Regions from separate parts of the Homo sapiens genome. Here regions 2 and 3 are each linked to region 1. Evidence: chromatin contacts called from ENCODE Hi-C or POLR2A ChIA-PET data. All regions are on one chromosome and are shown on one strand. Each heading gives the region's core, a stretch centred on a gene start or an enhancer-like site at or near the end of the contact. The rest is flanking DNA. Distances are from core to core; before and after follow the strand shown. Region 1 holds the start of ZNF75A (zinc finger protein 75A). Region 2 holds the start of MMP25-AS1 (MMP25 antisense RNA 1). Region 3 has its middle 9.8 kb from the start of IL32.

What was found. A loop is a pair of places that touch in the nucleus more often than their neighbours do. ChIA-PET counts read pairs that join two places held with the same protein, here RNA polymerase II (POLR2A). Pooled maps may share reads with other maps.
Region 2: a loop to region 1 is called in a pooled map, with 4 times the contacts of the local background. The contact joins the promoter of MMP25-AS1 here to the promoter of ZNF75A in region 1. A Hi-C loop is called at or near these places in 5 of 50 pooled maps. POLR2A ChIA-PET finds 5 or more read pairs at or near these places in 2 of 52 experiments (activated CD4-positive, alpha-beta T cell and naive thymus-derived CD4-positive, alpha-beta T cell).
Region 3: a pooled map shows a loop between it and region 1 (4-fold over the local background). The contact joins the enhancer-like site here to the promoter of ZNF75A in region 1. A Hi-C loop is called at or near these places in 1 of 50 pooled maps. POLR2A ChIA-PET finds 5 or more read pairs at or near these places in 2 of 52 experiments (B cell and GM12878).

What each region holds. Positions count from the first base shown.
Region 1 is chr16:3,303,533-3,307,274 of GRCh38, reverse strand. ZNF75A (zinc finger protein 75A) reads right to left here and starts at 1,778. Exons shown (of 7, transcript NM_001302109.2): 1 at 1,632-1,778. TIGD7 (tigger transposable element derived 7) reads left to right here and starts at 1,845. Exons shown (of 2, transcript NM_033208.4): 1 at 1,845-2,063. RefSeq lists an enhancer at 1,755-2,284.
Region 2 is chr16:3,056,878-3,060,619 of GRCh38, reverse strand. It overlaps MMP25-AS1 (MMP25 antisense RNA 1), which reads left to right and starts at 1,250. Exons shown (of 5, transcript NR_123723.1): 1 at 1,250-1,624; 2 at 1,918-2,080. It overlaps MMP25 (matrix metallopeptidase 25), which reads right to left. Exons shown (of 10, transcript NM_022468.5): 5 at 3,411-3,587; 6 at 3,226-3,310; 7 at 3,007-3,089; 8 at 2,287-2,439; 9 at 1,951-2,208; 10 at 1-1,793. The coding sequence ends at 1,522. LOC124900372 (sialidase-like) reads left to right here and starts at 1,250. Exons shown (of 3, transcript XM_047435000.1): 1 at 1,250-1,624. RefSeq lists an enhancer at 107-1,012 and silencers at 1,051-1,520, 1,981-2,030, 2,171-2,300, 2,331-2,380.
Region 3 is chr16:3,073,536-3,077,277 of GRCh38, reverse strand. It overlaps the pseudogene LOC107984896. Among named protein-coding and RNA genes, the nearest start is that of IL32, 9.8 kb to the right of the region's middle. RefSeq lists silencers at 30-189, 2,577-2,760 and enhancers at 550-599, 1,947-1,996, 2,117-2,206, 2,277-2,396. Within about 2 kb of position 1,722, at least 16 of the 41 ENCODE cell types and tissues checked have a DNase peak (open chromatin) inside an H3K27ac peak, as active enhancers do; they include B cell and GM12878, where a contact is called at or near this core.

The DNA.
Region 1 (3,742 bases), core at 529-3,028:
CTGTAGTAAGAGTTATTTAAAACTGGCGGTGCGCCGTGGCTCATGCCTGTAATCCCAGCACTTTGGGAGGCCTGACGTGGGTGGATCACCTGAGACCAGGACTTCAAGACCAGCCTGGCCAACATGGTGAAACCTTCTTTATTGTAAACACAAAAATTAGCCAGGTGTGGTAGTGCGCGCCTGTAGTCCCAGCTACCCAGGAGGCTGAGGCAGGAAAATTGTTTGAACCCGGGAGGTGAAGGCTGCAGTGAGCTCAGACTGTGCCACGGCACTCCAGCCAGGGCAGCAAAACGAGATTCCATCTCCAAAAAAAAAAAAAAAAGTTATTTAAAACTTATGAACTGTTTATTTCTGGAGTTTTCCATTTAATATTTTTTGGATGGCAGTTGACAGCGGGTAAGTGAAACCCAGATACAGTGGGGGGAGGGGGTACTACAGAAAGTAAAAAAGTAGCCTATTTTCAGACAATGTCTCCCAAGTAAGCAACAAGATGCTCATCATTCTTTGCAACACACATAAAGGGTGCCATGCAGATGATTTATACGAATTTTGTTTTTTTTTTTGAGATGGAGTCTCGCCCTGTCACCCAGGCTGGAGTGCAGTGGCGTGATCTCAGCTCACTGCAACTTCCACCTCCCCGGTTGAAGCCATTCTCCTGCCTCAGCCTCCCGACTAGCTGGGATTACAGGCGCGTGCCACCATGCCCGGCTAATTTTTGTGTTTTTAGTAGAGACAGGGTTTCACCATCTTGGCCAGGGTGGTCTCGATCTCCTGACCTCGTGATCCACCCATCTTGGCCTCCCAAAGTGCTGGGATTACAGGCGTCAAACACCGCGCCAGGCCTATATGAATTTTTAACTGTGCTTACTTGATCTGGAGAAAATTACAGCTGACCTCTGTTTACAAAATATCAACTTGTAAAAAAGGATATTTTATTTACAAAATATCAAGTCGTATTTTCTTTCTGTCGCTGATGTTTATGAAATATCAACTCCAACAGGAGTTGGTGACGATGAAAGTGAAACTTTCTGCTGACTTTGTATTTCTCCAAAGGTCATTTAGACTTCTAAGGGGGGCTGAGGAGAGCCGTGAGCCTCACTTTTCCTGAAGTGAGCCAGCAGAAACGGCACCGAAATTCTGCCCAGGATGCCACCGGTATTCAAAGAAGTGGCCAGCTCCTTGCTGCCCACCCCGGTTCCAGAAGCAAAGAGACACTTCCTATGTTTTTGCATCAGTAGAAGCTGCTAGCCCTGAGGCTCAACCGACCGCATGACATCGGCCGGACACGGAAATGCCGGCGGAGGCGGGAAAGAGTCTGCGGGCGCAGCTGCAGGCACTGCTGCCCGCCAGCACTCGGATTCGCCACAGCCTGTGTCTGCGACAGGCGTGCCCGTGGGCACTGGGCAAGCGGGCAGTGTCCCAGCGAGCTTCAGCCGCGCCTCTGGGATACAGCTGCGAAAAGCGGGGAGAGAATGGTTTCTCGTGCCCGACGGTGGCCCCGCCTCAGGCTCCAGCCGCGCGGCCCGGAAGCGCCGCGGCCACCGCCTACGGAAAATGGCTGCCTCCCTGCGGCCGCCGCCGCTCCAGCGGCTCCAGGGTCGAAGCCATAGGGGAAGCCGCTTCTCGGTTACCTCGGCCAGCTTGGCTTCCGTGGAGGCCGCTCCTCGCTTTCTGAGGCTCAAACGCAAGCCACCGCCCGAAAGGCCGCCGATCTGAGGAGCGCAACCGCCAGCCCACCGCTGGCCTACCGCAGCCCTGTCCAGGTACAGAGCCAGAGCGCCGGCCGGAAGTGGAAGTGACGCTTTCCGAGGGTGGCGCAGGCCCGCCCTCTGGCTAAGGCGCCTGAGCCCGGCCTACTTCCTCGCCAGAGAAACTGCTGTCTTCCCCGGCGGTAGGGAAGGGTTAATGCCACCGAGTATCCAGACCCGCTGAAGCCTAGAGGGCCTTGTACCGGCTCACCGCGTGGCTGTCGCTGTCTCGTGTCCCCAGTGGGGGAGGCGTCGCACTGCCGCGTCTGTTCTGCGTGGCTGTCGGGCGGCGTTTGGTCCCGGGAGCCTCGCCGGGTAAGGGTCGCCTCCCAGCTGCGCGCGCCGCGTTCTCGGGCTTCCCGCGGCCCGGCCGGCCGTGCTCGAGCTGTTGCTGGGCTCGTCGCCGCCTCCTCGAGGAAGAGGCATTTTGTCCGGGTCGGGCCACTCGCTAGGTCAGAAACAGCGGCCCCCCGAGGGTTTTGTACCGTTTTCTAGGTCTCGTGACGCATTCCCCACAACTATTTTTTCTTGAGGTAGGTTTGAACCTGTGAAATAGGTTCTTTTTCTATCTCTCCTTGACAGAGAAACGGAGACCTAAGAAGTGACTTGCTCAGGGTCACATAGCTCAGCAGTGGCGGCCGCTAATCGGAAATAGCTCTCCTGTTGTGGTATCCTCTGCGTTTTCCACTCCAGTATTCTTCCCTGGAAAATGGGAACCTTGTTTTCATCTTATATCTCATGCAGCGCCTAACATAGTCACCTGGTAAGATAGGCATTCCACACATATTTACTGAATCATAGTTATAAGAATCTGAGTGTTTTGGGTGTTCAGTGATCTCTGAATTAATCCGTTTTTGTAATGTCAGTCTGTACCAGTTGAGGGATTATTTAATAAGTCCAGTATGAGTGGTTTCGGAATTACCAGTTTTTGTAACGTCAGCTTATACCAGTCAAGGGACTATTTATTAAGTCAGCTATGTGTAGCCAATATTGCAGAGTTGAGTAAGAAGTCTTTGTCCTTAAGCAATCTCTTGAAAGGACTGAGCAATTTCGTGAATATCAGTAACACAAGGGTAAGAATAGGACATAAACTGAATGCTGTGAGAACTCCAAGAAAATCCAAGTTGATTTGGGGTTGGGGGAAATTATAAAAGACCTTGAGGGATTTTGTCCACAGCAGGGAATGGAGACACTTTCCAGGCAGAGGGAAGGGTAGGAGTAAAGGCTTTAAAAGCTGGAAACATTAGACTGTGAGATCTTAGGTACGTTTTTACTGAGTTGGGCTGCATTTAGAGGAAGAGTTTTAAAAGTTAGAAAACGAGTTTATGTGGCACTTATACTGGAGTCCTTTGAATGGGAATGAAAAGAGTGCATTTAAGAAAGTAAATCCTGGCCGGGCGCGGTGGCTTACGCCTGTAATCCCAGCACTTTGGGAGGCCGAGGCGGGCGGATCATGAGGTCAGGAGATCGAGACCATCCTGGCTAACATGGTGAAACCCCGTCTCTACTAAAAAATACAAAAAAAAATTAGCCGGGCGTGGTGGTGGGCGCCTGTAGTCCCAGCTACTCGGGAGGCTGAGGCAGGAGAATGGCGTGAACCCGGGAGGCGGAGCTTGCAGTGAGCCGAGTTCACGCCACTGCATTCCAGCCTGGGCGACAGAGCGAGACTCCGTCGCAAAAAACAAAACAAAACAATACAAAAAAGTAAATCCTGGAGCACCATTTGAGCGTTTTGGACTGAGCTGCTTTCTATGGCAGTTCATCTAAGGTAAGTTTAAGGTGAGAATGAAGATGAGAGGCCATTACCAGGCCATTATGCTATTTTTGCTTTTGGATGGGATGGTATGTAACTCCTCTTAGGCATAGATCTTGATCCTTTTTAAGTGAGAGAGAAAGATAAACAGATTTAATAATGAGCATCTGCCTAAGTCACTTGAATTTGTGTCTAAGTAGGTTCATTTCCTTAAAATCTCAGCCAGGTTGGGACTTCATTT
Region 2 (3,742 bases), core at 1-2,500, 250 kb after region 1:
TTCCTGGCAGCCCAGAATTCCCAGGTAACTGACCAAAGTCTCCTGCCTTCTGTCCTCATGCTGATCTGTTTGTATGAGCAACTGGGGCAACCCCTCGCATGGTTGCTGGGACAGCCGCCCACAGCCTCAGCTCCAGGAAGCACTAGGGGGTCACTGAGGCTGGACAGCAACTTAGGAAGTGGCCCCTAAGTGACTCTACCCATGGGGTTCAGGCCATCGGTGTGGCCTGAACATATTGGTCCTGGGGTGGAGGAACACTGCAGAGCCACAGAAATGCCACGAAACAGCCAGCTACTGCCCCCCACAATCCCCGCGACTAGTTAAAATGCAGATTCCTGACCCCACCCTGAGTGAGGATTCAGGGTGAGTGTGGGATCTGCAAACTTAAATTTCCCAGTGATTCTGATGTGGGATAGTCTAGAAGAATAGTTCCAGAGGCAATCATTTAGATCCTAAAACTGTGGGGAGTGGGGACAGGGTGAACGAGGTGCCCCCAGGTTCCACCCACCCCTCACTCTAGAGCTAAGGCCTCCCAGGAGGGAGTGCTGAGGAGGCAATGACCAGGCCTGAGCCAGGGTTCGGTCCCTGTCTTTCCACCAGCGTTGAGTTGATGGGAGTCAAGCTGTTCTCTCCAGGGTGCAAGCAGGGAAGGGGTTCTTGGGGATAGAAGGGTTCCCCATTGAATGGAAGGCAGTTCTGGGCCCAGGGAGGTGCCCAAGTTGGGTGGCCTGGGGAGGAGGAGGTGGGTGGCGGGGGAGCAACGGAAAAGGTTAACAGCCTGGAGAGCAAGGGTCGTCCCTCCAGCCACTGATTCCACCACCCAGGACGTGGCGCATGGGTCCTCAGGGGTGATATCTGGGCTGGTTCCGGGTCTGGGTCCCAGGTCCCCACCAGTGTGGCAGTGACTGTAGGGGGGCCTTGTGGGAGCAGAACGGGGTGAGAAACTGCGGGTGGGAGAGGGGCAAGGCACAGCTTCGCAGTCAGGCCTGTCCTCTAACGACCCAGGAATGCCAGACGCAGTGGCCAGGCGGGGCGGGGCTGCGGAGAGTCCCAGGACTGCGCTCCGAGAAAAGCTGGCTCTTCCTGGAAAAGGAAGGTCCTGCGGGGCCAGCGCGCGACCGGGGCTGCCGTCCCTCCGGGTGAGGCCGCGGGCCCGCCCCTTGTCCTCCCCGCCCCTCCCCGGGCTCGGGAGGCGGGGTCCGACCGCCCCCTGGCGGCAGCCGGGAGGGAACGACGGGGGCGACGACCGACGCATGGTCCCAGCGCGCGTGCGCCCCTGAAGGCGGGTTCCGGTGGCAGCGCCGGGGTCTCAGACCCTGAGGAGACTGAGCCCAGCGCCAGGCGACCGGTCCCCGCCGCCGCCGCCCCTGCGCGGGAGATCCCCCCTGCTTAGTCCGCGCCCGAGCCCCCGTCCGTGGGAACAGACAAGGGGCCTCCGCAGCGCCTCACAACCCCCGACCAGGTCCAGCGGCGGGGGACTCGGCCGTGGAGGGCGCTGTTCGGTCTGGATGGCTCCCCCCATCAGCGGGAGGCTACACCCCCCACCAGCAGGGGCAAGAGGAGCAGCGGGATGGGAGCAGGCCAACGTCCTGCGGCCTGGTTGAGCTCGCACTGACAATCGCAGGTTTCGGACACGGGGGTCGCTTTGGGGGGCCTGGGGGCGCGGGGACCAGAGCTCGGGGCGGGGCAGTCCAGCCAGTTGGGCCCCATGGGCTGGGGGGCGTCCGGCTCGGTCTTGATGCTGTTCTTGGGGAAGCGCCAGTAGTGGGCGCCCTTGAAGAAGTAGGTGTCACCTGGAGGAGCAGAGCTTGAGTCCCGGTCCCTCCCCGCCCCGCCGCTCCCTGATGCCCAAGGACCCCCATCCCCGCAGGGTGGCCTCCATGTCCCCATTCCCCACATCCCTCTCCCCACCCCCAGGCCCAGTAACCCGCAGGTCACCGCGCTCCCCACCTGCGTTGCTGACGGTGACATCGTCAGGGGAGGGGGGCGCGCCTTCCCAGAGGCTCAGGTCGCGAGGGTAGCCGGGGTCCGGGCGCGCCGCCGCCTCGTCGTAGCGCCAGTACTGCCGGCCGCGGACCAGGTAGGTCTTCCCGTTCTGTGGCCACGAGAACACGGCGTCCACCTCCTCTCCCGGGGGCAGCCCCAGCTCCGTGAGCGGCCGCGCCCCGCCCTCCAGCTGCCGGTCCTGGAACACCCAGAACTGGGGCCCTGCAGGGTGGAGGCCGGGAGGTCAGGGGTGGGCTCCCCGCGCCGGCCCCAGCGCGCCCCGCCGCCGGCCCCACTCACCGCTAAAGAGGAGGATTCGGCCGTCTCGGTGCCGAGCATAGGCGGCCTGCACCACCCTCACCTGGGCGGGCAGCCCCTCCCAGAAGCGGTGCAGCCGTGCGGGTCGCGGGGACACCAGCTGTCCGGAGGGCTGGAGGCGCCAGAACCAGGGGCCTGCAGGGGACAAAGGGGTTCGCAGGAAGGCATGAGACAGCAGGAGGTCTCCTCCCCCAGGGTGTGTGGCTGGGTGGGGAGGGGTCCCATCTGGAAATCAAGGGCGCAATGGATCTAGGGTGACCAGCCCATCCTGGCCCGCCTGAGACTTTTCCCTTTTTAGCGCTAAAAGTGCCAGGGCCTTGCCTGGTGGCTCAGACCTGTAATGCCAGCACATTGGGAGGCTGACACCGGAGAATCACCTGAGCCAGGAGATTGAGCCCAGCCTGGGCAATATAGTGAGACTCCATCTCTACAAAATAATAAAATAAATTACTAGCAAGGCGTGGTGGCATGTGCCTGTGGTCCCAGCTACCAGGGAGGCTGAGGTGGGAGGATCGCTTGAGCCCAGTATTTTGAGGCTGCAGTGAGCCATGATCACACCACTGCACTGCGGCCCAGGCAACAAAGCAAGACCCTGTCTCAAAGAAGAAAAAAGTTCCGCTTCCAGGGTAAGCCCACAGCCCCAGTGGGTCACTGGAAGTGGGCAGGAAACCAACATATATGAGGCCAAGTGAAATGACTCACCTTTGAAGAAGAAAGTTTCCCCTCGGATGTTGGCGATGGCGTCAAAATTGCCCTCACATCGATCAGGGATGGGGAAGGATGGGCTGGGGAGGAAAGGAGAGGTGAGTAGAGAGGGGGGTTTGTTTTCTCCAAGGCAGGGACCCCCACCATCCCCATCTCAGAGGACACTGAGGCTGGGCAGCTGGTCACCCAAGGTCTCCGAGTTGGTGGGGGACTCACCTGTGTGTGGGCGAGGCCGGGGGCTGGGGCGGAGGAGCCAGGGGTTTCCTTGTGGGCTTGTCATATGGGGTTTGGGGCGCCTTCCCTGTGAGGAAAGAGTCAGGCAGGTGTGCGTCCCCTGGCCCTGCTGCAGAGGACACTGGATGGGGCAATGATGGTTTCGCGGCAGGTCCCTCTCCCCCTACCATAGAGTTGCTGCAGGCCATCGCGGTCATCCTGAGACAGGCGGTACTTGTCAGGGTCGCCCACCGGACCCTGGTAGAAGGGCCTCATAATGGAGTTGGGGGCTGAGGAGTGGCCCAGGCCCAGGGCGTGGCCAAACTCATGGACAGCCACGGCAAACAGGTCGGTCCCCTCGCCGTCTGCAGGAGAAAGTGGGTGAGAGCTGCGGCCGCCCCTGCTTGGGGAAAGGGGCCACAGGAAGGCCCTGCGAGTGCAGCTGGGGCCAACAGGAACAGCAGGACACCCTCCAGAGGTGGCCCCAGCCTCCTCTGCCCAGCCCTTCCTGAACTCTCCA
Region 3 (3,742 bases), core at 473-2,972, 230 kb after region 1:
ACTGTGACACGTTCATGATGGCCGTGACGCCCACGCTGGAAGGTTGTGGGTTTACCGGAATGAGGGCAAGGGACACCTGGCCCACCCAGGGCGGAAAACCGCTTAAAGGCGTTCTTAAACCACAAACAATAGCCTGAGTGATCTGTGCCTTAAAGACACACTCCTGCTGCAGATAACTAACCAGACCCACCACTTTACTTCGGCCCATCCCTTCATTTCCCATAAGGGATACTTTTAGTTAATCTATTATCTATAGAAACAATGCTAATGACTGACTTACTATTAATAAATATGTGGGTAAACCTCTGTTGGGGCTCTCAGCTCTGAAGGCTGTCAGACCCCTGATTTCCCACTTCGCACCTCTGAATTTCTGTGTGTGTGTCTTTAATTCCTCTAGCGCCCCTGGTTTAAGATCTCCCTGACCGAGCTGGTCTCAGCAAGCAGAGGGTGCCCCTGCACCAGGAAAGGGGGGCACAGGAAGGCCCTGCAAGTGCAGCTGCAGCCAACAGGAACAGCAGGACACCTTCCAGAGGTGACCCCAGCCGCCTCTGCCCAGCACCCCCCTGCCCCAATCCTCCACGATCCCTTTCTCCAGTCACCCACTCAGCATGGCTGTGCTGGACACTGGGCCACAGGGCTGAAGCGACCCAGAGAACACATAGAGGAAGGGGCCACCTTACACACAGATGGGGACCCTCCTCTGGGAAGGGAGCACTTTTTGCACAGAAGTTTGAGGGGAAGGAGCTGGGTGTGGTGGCTCACTCCTGTAATCCTAGCACTTTGGGAGGCTCAGGTAGGAGTTTCACTTGAGCCCAGGAGCTCAAGACCAGCCTGGGCAACATAAGGAGAACCCCCTTCTCTACAAAAAAATTAAAAAATAGCCAGGAATGGTGGTGCACGCCTGTGGTCCCAGCTACTCAGGTTCCAAGCTGAGGCAGGGAGGCAGGAGGCTTGCTTGAGCTGGGGAGGTCGAGGCTGCAGTGACGCATGACCATGTCACTGAACTCCAGCCTGGACAACAGAACAAGGCCCCGTCTCAAAAAAAGAAAGAAAAGAAAAAGAAACTTGAACTTGAGGGGGCAGTGGGGCAGGGGCAGGAGCCTATAAGGTGCGTGCCATTCTCTGCTGGCAGCCCCAGCCCTGGCAGCGTACCCTCCTCCCAGCTCCAGTCTATGGTCAGCAACCCCCGCCCATCTCCCCCATCTGCTGGGGATGTAGGTCCATGTCCTTGACCCAAGACCTTCCCTCATTCCTGCCCCCATCCCTCCTCAAGCCATATCCCTTACATCCCTTGAGTCCTCCATCCCCCCTCCCCCATCTCCCTGTCCACAGCCTCTGCCCCTCCTCTCCCTACCCTGTACCACCCCCACCCCAGGTCTTCCTCCATCTCCTTGGGAACACAGAGCTCCTCTAGCAGGCACTCTCAGAACACAGCCTGCCGGCCCCAGCGCCAGGCCTGGCTCCCAGCCTGTTCCCACCACAGCAGCCTCTTCCCTCCGGATTCAGCTCAGGCGCCAGGACCGGCAGGACCGAGACGCTTCCCATGTCAGCCCTGGCCAAAGCCCAGCTCCTTATCCATCGGTGAGCTGCCTGCCAGCTCCTGCTCCAGCTGCTGAGAGGCCTGAAGAGACCAAGACAGAGACATAGCCCTGCAGCACCACAGGGAGGCCCCAATTACCCCATGCGGATGAGTTTCATGGCCATCTCTAACTAAGGTCAGCACTGCTCAGGGCAGGTTCATAGGTAACGACCTGGTGAACTGAAAAGCAAATTTCTCTCGGTCCCTAAAACCACTAGCTGAGCATCTAAGCATGAAACATGAGTCCTAAGAGGGGTAGCAAACACGTTTTCATTCACTTCTCACCAAACCTGTCCCCTATGTCCATTTTACAGAGGAGGAAACTGAGGCACAGAGACTTCAAGGTAGATGGCCAGGTACCCTGGCTCTGCCAGCCTGCCGTTCAGCAGGGGCTTCAATGGTCTTGCTCAAATCACATGTGCGCTGATGAATGTCCTTGTTGACTGTAGGTTCTCTTGTTGCTCTGAGTCCTTTTTCTGAGAAACTGAAGTTTGGTGTTTTGATCACGGCCATATCATTCATCTCTCACCTTCTATCCTGCCTTGCATGTCTTTAACCACACTGAGCTTCCGGGCCCTGCACCCCTTCCTGCACCCTTGTCACACCATGCATCTGGGGGAAGTTACACAACCACAGCTGTGCAGACCCAGCCTCACGAGATTCTCAGAGGGCAGTCCACAGGGGCCCCAGCACCTCCTATCATCCTTGCCCCAGGCTTTGGCAGGCAGCTCCTGCACACTCCCCTCAGCCCCATGCCAGGCCCACAGCCCCTCAAGCTTTCATCCAGCCCCGGCCCCCAACTTTCTTTTCTGTCTCTTTTTTTTTTTTTTTTTGAGACGGTGTCTTCCTCTGTCACCCAGGCTGGAGTGCAATGGCGTGATCTCAGCTCACTGCAACCTCTGCCTCCCAGGTTCAAGTGATTCTCCTGCCTCAGCCTCCTGAGTATCTGGGATTACAGGCGCCCCACCAACACACCCAGCTAATTTTTGCATTTTTAGTAGGGACGGGATTTCACCATGTTGGCCAGGCTGGTCTCGAACTCCTGACCTCAGGTGACCCCCCCGCCTCAGCCTCCCAAAATGCTGGGATTACAGGTGTGAGCCACCGCGCCCGGCCCTCAGCCCTAACTTTCAAATGACAATTGTGTTTCCTGTTTCATCAGGACAGGACATCGATGTCATCTGTAACTTCCAGTGCACTGGGACACACAGCTGTATCTCCCCATGCTCGCCTCCTGCCCCTCCCGGTGTGAGGACTTAGCCTGGATCACCTCCTCCAGGACAAGAACGACCTACCGGCATCTATCCATCCAATCTCCCCACCCATCCATCACTGCCTCTGTGCATGCATCCTTCCAACCATTCATACACGCCTCTGTGCATGCATCTGTCTGTCTGTCCCTGCCTCTGTGCCTGCATCTGTCCATCCATCCCTGCCTCTGTGCCAGTATCTGTCCATCTATCCCTGCCTCTGTGTATGCATCTGTCTGTCCATCCATCCCTGCCTCTGTGCCTGCATCTGTCCCTCCGTCCATCCCTGCCTCTGTGCATGCATCCTTCTGTACATCCCTGCCTCTGTGCATTCATCTGTCTGTCCATCCCTGCCTCTGTGCATGCATCTATCCATCCATTCATCCTTGCCTCTGCCCATGCATCCGTCCATACATCCCTGCCTCTGTGCATGCATCTGTCCATCCATCCATCCCTGCCCCTGTGCATCCATCTATCCATTCATCCCTGCCTCTGTGTAGGCACCTGTCCATCCATCCCTACCTGTTTGCACTCATCTGTCTCTCCATTCCTGCCTCTGTGCATGCATCTGTCCATCCATCCATCCCTGCCTCTGTGCATGCATCTGTCCATCTATCCATCCCTCTCTCTGTGCATGCCTCTGTCCATCTATCCATCCCTGCCTCTGTGCATGCATCTGTCATGCTATCCAACCCTGCCTCTGTGCATGCATCTGTCAGTCTATCCATCCTCCATCCCTTTCTTTGTATCAGCTTATCCTGTGCTGAGTGCTCACAACTCCTTCATCCTAAGACGCTCATTGGACCTATTCCCTCCCCCGACTCCACGCCGCTCTCTGCCCTCCCTTCCTGGTCAAGTTCTCCAGCCAGTGGTCTCAACTCAATCTTCTCTTCCTCCGCTCCTCTCATGCCTA